Linked DNA regions of Homo sapiens: all the other regions are linked to region 3. A link is a loop called in an ENCODE intact Hi-C map of the cell type or tissue named here. Cell type or tissue: PC-3. All regions are shown on one strand.

The links. A loop is a pair of places that touch in the nucleus more often than their neighbours do. Peaks named below come from ENCODE experiments on the same cell type or tissue, not always from the same donor. Only the 100,000 strongest peaks of a DNase experiment are listed, where the experiment ranks them.
Region 1: a loop joins it to region 3, with 5 times the contacts of the local background. A loop is called at or near these places in 85 of 110 quality-filtered maps.
Region 2: it touches region 3 in a loop (3-fold over the local background); 11 of 110 quality-filtered maps call a loop at or near these places.

Annotation. Positions count from the first base shown.
Region 1 is chr7:111,485,223-111,487,722 of GRCh38, reverse strand. IMMP2L (inner mitochondrial membrane peptidase subunit 2) reads left to right here. Exons shown (of 6, transcript NM_032549.4): 3 at 382-485. Among named protein-coding and RNA genes, the nearest start is that of IMMP2L, 76 kb to the left of the region's middle. In PC-3, CTCF peaks have their summits at 769 and 969 (motif pointing right); a DNase peak (open chromatin) is centred at 972; H3K27ac peaks cover 2,001 bases.
Region 2 is chr7:110,089,297-110,091,796 of GRCh38, reverse strand. No RefSeq gene overlaps it. Among named protein-coding and RNA genes, the nearest start is that of LRRN3, 1.0 Mb to the left of the region's middle. In PC-3, a CTCF peak has its summit at 1,464 (motif pointing left); no DNase peak of the experiment used is centred here.
Region 3 is chr7:111,097,613-111,100,112 of GRCh38, reverse strand. The region is part of intron 3 of IMMP2L (inner mitochondrial membrane peptidase subunit 2); the gene reads left to right. It overlaps LRRN3 (leucine rich repeat neuronal 3), which reads right to left. Exons shown (of 3, transcript NM_001099658.2): 2 at 151-232. Among named protein-coding and RNA genes, the nearest start is that of LRRN3, 7.7 kb to the right of the region's middle. RefSeq lists an enhancer at 2,395-2,500. In PC-3, a CTCF peak has its summit at 1,265; a DNase peak (open chromatin) is centred at 1,892; H3K4me3 peaks cover 864 bases; H3K27ac peaks cover 1,566 bases.

The DNA.
Region 1 (2,500 bases), 390 kb before region 3:
GGAACAATGATGTGTACTACTGTGGAATTAGATCCTATCTGGATATTTTGTTAGGAGGTTTGACTCACTTCTTCCTCATGTTTTTATATTATTCTTAAGGCTTTTCATACCTCTTTATTGGAGTTTACTAAAGATTTTAATGTCTAGCACACGTTCCTTTCAAATAAGCATTGGTAATTTATTTTTTTCTGGTTCATCTGTGAAGAATCCCAGTGAGCCTTTTTGAAAACTCATCATTTGCAGTTACTTTAGAACAGCAATTTATAGAAAGGTACTGTATTAGAAATGTTTTATTTCAGTCCACTCGAGCTGTGAAGTGCAAGAACCATGAAGATTGAAAAATACAAATGATAGAAGTGTCTCTTTCTCCTTATTTTCTAGCCTTCTTTGAATCCTGGGGGGAGCCAGTCATCTGATGTGGTGCTTTTGAACCACTGGAAAGTGAGGAATTTTGAAGTACACCGTGGTGACATTGTATCATTGGTGTAAGTAACTCAGAAGCATACTATATTTGTATATAAAATTATTTATACTTATGCTGATTTAACTGGTAATCCACTGTTAATATCATATTGCCAATTATTAAATTGAATACATGTTAAATACAATGCATTTTTAAAAAATCAATTTTGCAGTGTAACAATGCTATAAAAAGAATTTTTTGCATTTAAAATATGTTAGTTGACTAACATATTTGGATTTGGTGAAATGTATTTAATGAAATGTTGATTAGAAATTATTAAAAATACATGCATTTGGTACTACTTTGGAATATTTTGAAATTTTGCATCTTGGTAAGCAACTTTTTTGTTACCCCAATGTTTTCTTGGTTTGTATAGATTAAAAAGTATTCCTAGAAGGTGATAATTATGACATGAAAATCATTGACATTTATGTACATCAGGAGTTTAACTGAAAAAGGAAGTTTGAAAGACTAGCACTGGATGCTTCTGTTTGGGTCCAAAAGGTGGCACTGTTTCACTGTTATAATATGATGACTGGTCAGGATCAAAAATTTCATTCCAGTCTTAATGTAGAAAAGGAATGTCAAAGTGTGTATAACTGACACAATGATATAATACATAGTCCTAGGACAGGCCTAAATGGTTTGGAGATTTTTGTTTGTTTGCTTTAAAAGTAAATTTACACTAGGAAGACTGTAGCCAAACTTGTCTAATTTCTTCTGGTTTCAAATACTTATAAAAATGTTGTAGTATGATTCCCTGTTATGCCAGTTAGGGGTAGCAATTAAGGTAGCAGTGTTACTGCCATTTGATTTGGAGACAGTAAAAACCTGCTACTGGGTAAATACTTTTCCCATTTGTATTTCTGATTCTTGAATTGGAAGGATTTTTTTCTTGTTGGATGGTAATTTATAATTGGTAAAAGCAAGACATCATCTGCTTATTTGTACTTACCTTTGGCTAGTGCTTTGTGGAAATAGATATTCTATAAATGTGTTTCTTTCAGACTATTCTACCAGTATTCATTTGAAAACATATTAACCAAATCTCGTTAGTGACTAATGAAATAAATTCAAGTGGAGTTTTGTATGGCAGACATCCAAGGAGGGGGATTAAATGCTTCTCAGGTTTTGAGTGCTTTTAAAAATATTAACCTGCTCTTTGAAGTGTACTTTTATTTTGTCATTCCGAGTACTATTTTTGCAACCTCCTAAACAACCTTTTCCATGCTGGGTTAGCCTGTCATATGCTTATTATTCTTTTGCCTTTGGTTTGACAAGGTTATATCCTCACTTAGTTGGTGATGGAAAGGATACCCACCCAAGTGAAAGAGGTCACACTATACGCAGACAATTGTGCAGTATTTTTTTTTTCCCGTGAGAAACATGCTGACTATCTCTAACCAAGTGGACTTAAATAGATAATTGAAAAATAAAACAGGGCTGCTTGATATTCAGGGTTGCATGGGTCCATAAAAGTATCCTACCATATCATGGAGTATATTAAAAAGAGCACACTACTATTTTATATAAATATTCATAGTGATTGATATTTATTATATACATTAACTTCAAAAATATTCTATTCAAATTGGGATTGATATATAAATTATAGCTATTCCAGTTGAACTGTGTTTTTTTTTTTTTTTTTTTTTTTTTTTTGAAACAGAGTCTCGCTCTGTTGCGCAGGCTGGAGTGCAGTGGCGGGATCTCGGCTCACTGCAAGCCCCGCCTCCTGGGTTCAGGCCATTCTCCTGCTTCAGCCTCCTGAGTAGTTGGGACTACAGGGGCCCACCACCACGCCCAGCTAATTTTTTGTATTTTTAGTAGAGACGGGTTTCACCGTGTTAGCCACGATGGTCTTGATCTCCTGACCTCATAATCTATCCACCTCGGCCTCCCAAAGTGCTGGGATTACAGGCGTGAGCCACTGCGCCCGGCCTGAACTGTGTTTTTAATGACTCAGTTATGTGCTATATCTTTGTCATGTACAAATAACACAAACTTTCATGTGCTTGTTCTTAGGAGGAGCCATTT
Region 2 (2,500 bases), 1.0 Mb after region 3:
TTTCATTGATACGGTGGTTCTACTTTTTCTTCTACTTCTTTATTGAGCTGTCAGTTCATGTATTAATCATCTATTTAATGAATACTTATTGAGGACATACTTTGTGCCAGGCACCTACTAGGCCTTGATATTACATAAACATCATTTAGGCAAATCCCTGCTCTCATGGAGCTGATATTATAATGGGGAGAGAACATCATTAAATTAAATGTTATTGGAAAAAAACAATGTAATGAGAGAGAGTGCTGTGAGGGTATTTTATGAATTAAGAAGTGTGATGGTTAATGCTGAGTGTCAACTTGATTGGATTGAAGGATACAAAGTATTGATCCTGAGTGCATCTGTGAGGGTGTTGCCAAAGGAGATTAACATTTGAGTCAGTGGGCTGGGAAAGGCAGACCCACCCTTAATCTTAGTGGGCACCATCTAATCAGCTGCCAGCATGGCCAGTATATAAAGCAGGCAGAAAAATGTGAAAAGACTAGACTGGCTTAGCCTCCCAGCCTACATCTTTCTCCCATGCTGGATGTTTCCTGCCATCAAACATCACACTCCAGCTTCTTCAGCTTTGGGACTCGTACTGGCTTCCTTGCTCCTCAGCTTGCAGACAGCCTGTTGTGGGACCTCACCTTATGATCATGTGAGTCAGTACTGCTAAATAAACTCCCCTTTACATATACATCTATCCTATTAGTTCTATCCCTCTAGAGAACCCTAATACCAAAAACATCAGAGCACCCTATTGATAAGATGATATTTGAGCATTTCATCTCCTGATTTTCATATTGCCTTCTTTTCACTGAGAACTCATATCCCTGCTTTGTCCTCTGGTTTTTGTTAGAAAATGTGATTTTGTTGAATTTAAAATATATAACTTGTGGGATAATTGGCATTATTTTTGTGTTCAGCATGGCAGCAACTTTTTTTTTTTTGAGATGGAGTTTCACTCTTGTCGCACAGGCTGGGGTACAATGGCGTAATCTCGACTCACTGTAACCTCCGATTCCCCAGTTCAAGCAATTCTCTTGCCTCAGCCTCCTGAGTAGCTGGAACTACAGGTGTGCGCCACTATACCCAGCTAATTTTTTGCACTTTTAGTAGTGATGGCGTTTCACCATGTTGGCCAGACTGGTCTTGAACTCCTGACCTCAGGTGATCCATCTGCCTCGGCCTCCCAGAAGTGCTGGGGTTACAGTCGTGACCACTGCGCCCGCATGGCAACATGTTCTGATTGGTCATTTGATATCCTGTTCCCATCCTTTTTGCATACAATCTTTCATAGAGATCCTGTGCTTATACTGGTTACTCATATTTAAATCGTGAGTATTTGATGGAGAAGGGGGTCTCAGGCTGTGTTCCAGTCTATTATGAGGGTTTTTTTGACATATTAATATTTTGTTTGAGATTTATTTTCAGCATTTATTTCTCTTTGGCCAATCGGTTTAGTGTTGGAAACAGTTTGACATTCTCTCTTCTGACCCCTTGTGGGAGAGCTTTTTCCTGCAATCTATGCTAAGTCTGTTGCTGGATCAGCCTGTCACTTTGCTTCAAAGAGCCAAGTAATTCCAGAGACTTTCCTGTCCCCAACTTATGGTTATTTCTGCTATGATAGACAGAGGGATTTTATTTTGCACTTTGGTTTGTACTCGACTTTGGAAAGGTATTATTTCCTCTTTTTTTTTTTTTTTTTTTTTTTTTGAGACAGAGTCTCGCTTTGTCGTCCAGGCTGGAGTGCAGTGGCGCGATCTCTGCTCACTGCAAGCTCTGCCTTCCGGGTTCACGCCATTCTCCTGCCTCAGCCTCCCCAGTAGCTGAGACTGCAGGCGCCCGCCACCACGCCCGGCTAATTTTTTGTATTTTTAGTAGAGACGGGGTTTCACCGTGTTAGCCAGGATGGTCTCGATCACCTGACCTCGTGATCCGCCCGCCTCGGCCTCCCAAAGTGCTGGGATTGCAGGCTTGACCCACCACCCCTGGCCTCCTAAATCTTTCTGATGTCTGCAAGTGTTAATTCTTTCTCTGCTTTTGTTTCACATTCATGTACTGTCTCCACTGCAGTTGACTCCCTTTGCATATACATTGTGCTTCAGAGTTTGATCTCCCGATTTCCTTGACACTGGGGGGTCTGCATTTTTATTTTTTTCCTTGCCTCTGGTTGAATTGTGGAAAAATAAGTGGATACTTACTTCGTCTTTATTGTGGCTTCTTCAAACAGAATGTCTGCACTAGCAGCATTCATTTTACAGAATTATTATTATTTTTTAATTCTGGACACCTGTGGTATTAAACTTTTCTCATTCAAACAAAAATTAAAAGGAAAAGCAATAAAACATCAAAACAAATCAGGTCTAAGGAACATGAGCTGTAACATCACTTGATCCATCCTGAAACAAGGGTTTCGATGAGAAGCACATGTGATGAAGGAAGAACTAGACAACTTTCAGAATTGGAGTCTGGCAAGTGAATTAATATGAACAGAAATATTGTTTTCTTAAAACAA
Region 3 (2,500 bases):
GACACCATAACATGGGCTTCAGAGTCAGACATTCAGGGTTCAAATCAGGACCTTTCCAATGAGTGAAGTTGGGCAAATGCTTCTCCATTTCAAGCCTCAGTTCCCTCATGGAATCAAAGTGAAATGAGGTGAGTTGTACAAAGAGCTTACCCAGGGTCCGGGCTGTGGAGCATGTTAAATAAATGTTGCCCAACATCTTCCTCTTCTTTCTCTTTCTCCTCCTCTTCCTCGTCTTTGTTGTATGTAAGAAGTAGCAGGAAAAAAACCCCAAAAGTTTAATTTTAAATTATACATGTCCTTCTTTATTTCTTACATGTTAGGTTATTCATGATTCACAATACTTTAACCTTTTATCACCTCAAAATTGAATTTCTTTTTTTAGTTGTCTAATTGCTTATAACTTTCAAAAAAAAAACTTCATTTTGAATAGAAAATGTATGTTGATGTGAGCTCTCTAAACTCCATTTTTAATCACTGGAGGAATCCTCAGCAACATTTTTGCTTTAATTTTACATTCAGATTTTGTTTTGTAGGACAGTCAAGTTGAAGGACTCCCCTGATAGCCCTTTCAGGAGGTGACATAGCAAGAAATGCTGAAGTTTTACAAACAGCTAATATAGAACGCTTCTACTAAAGTTTTAGGTTTGGCTCAGCATCCTCAGTTTGAAAAGCAAATTACAGCTTTCATCAATTAACTTTGCAGGGCTAGCAGCTTATTCATACTGAAGAAGATTGATGAATTTCATTGAAAATTGATGCTCATAGTAGCAATGAAATTGTATTCAGACTATTTTCATCTTCATCATTTAAAAGAGAATGCATGAGGGGAAAAAAGTGTCTAAAATTTGGAACTAGATACAAGGAAAGCTTATTATAAATAATGAAATTTGAGACCAATGAGCTAAGTTTTGCATTTTTCTTTTGTGTCACTTATTATACTGCATGACCTCAGGTGAAGAAGTATGTTGACTTCCACTCGATGGAAAAATGATGATAGAGGAAGTTATAAGCTGCCAGTTCACAGGTCTAGCTGTGAATTGAACTACAAAAAATCATTTTAGTTAATCTAGTGGATAGCAAAACTCAGATATAAATAATTAAAGCATCACTCCTTTCTCAGAAAGAAAAGAAGAATCCTACAAAGGTATAATATTCTAGTATGAGCAGAATGCATGATATGAAACTAGAAACAGAGTTACTGTATTTTGATAGAGAATCTGACTCTTGGAAGGCGATATCAACTAGCTATATTTAGGCAGTACCAACGGGAGGCAGTGTTGCCTCATGCACAAAGGCTTGTTCTTTCGAGCTAACTAACCTAGGTTCCTTTTCGTGTTCTTCATTAGTTATGGCAAGTTACTTTTCTTCTCTAAGCCTTATTTTTCACGTTGGTAAAATGGGTTAAACATAGCGCTTACTTAGTACGGTCGTTATGAAGATTAAATGAGAAAATGTATGTTAAGTGCTTAGCATAATGTTTGGCACAGAAAATGCTTGTATGTTGTAAATGAGATCTGCCAGTATTATTACCATTCCTTTAGCCAGTAAAGGATTGTCTAAGAGAGATGATGTGGTTTGAACGTATAAGGGCTCTGCTTACATTAATTTATGTCAGAACATTTGTTTTAATTCATCATTACTTTGATTATTTTGCCCAACAGCAGCATATTATGGTATAATTTATAGCCTAAATATAAAAATGAGACTTTGATATTTACATAAATTTTGCTTCCTCATTAAAAAGTAATTGATTGAGGAAATGGTTTGGAAAATGCCTCACTGATTTTAAAAAGTTAGCTGAACATCACCTTATGAAACTCTTTCAACAACTGTGGTGTTTGTGTAAAAAATACGTGAGTAATAAATGACAATAAGAGGAACAAATATAAACTATGTGTTTGGTAAGTGAGTCAGTTCAGCTAGTCACACAACAAATTGACTTGGATGATGTTTATATCTTATAATGGCATTTTATATATTTTTCATTCAAGAATGACTGTGAATAGAGCTTTCAAAGTTTATATGTTCTTAGAGTATGTTTATCTTTCATATATGGCAGTCACCTTGTTTTGCTCTTTCCATTCTGTTCTGTTGCACTTTCTTTTCAATGCTACAGCATTGTGACCTAGACACAATTCTCTTTTCGCTTGCTCTATCTTTTTTGTTCTCAATGCCTTGGGCACCTGCAGTTTAAGGTCATTAACCCCTTGGCCTTTGTAGAAATCAAAATATAATCTGTGTAGATATATATTGAAATTATTTCCTGCAACTATTGAAATTTCAGTAAAGGTCATTGTGGTTCCATGTATTCTACAGATGTTGAATACTTTTTGTAGAACATGTTCAGTGTTTGGTATTTCTGAGTGACTGAGTTTTGATAAAAATAGAATTAAATTTAGACCCCATTAACACTCCATATTTCAGAGGCATATAAATATAGCGATACAGTAAACAGTCTAATGACATAAAAACATGAATTGTATGTTTGAAAAATACATGT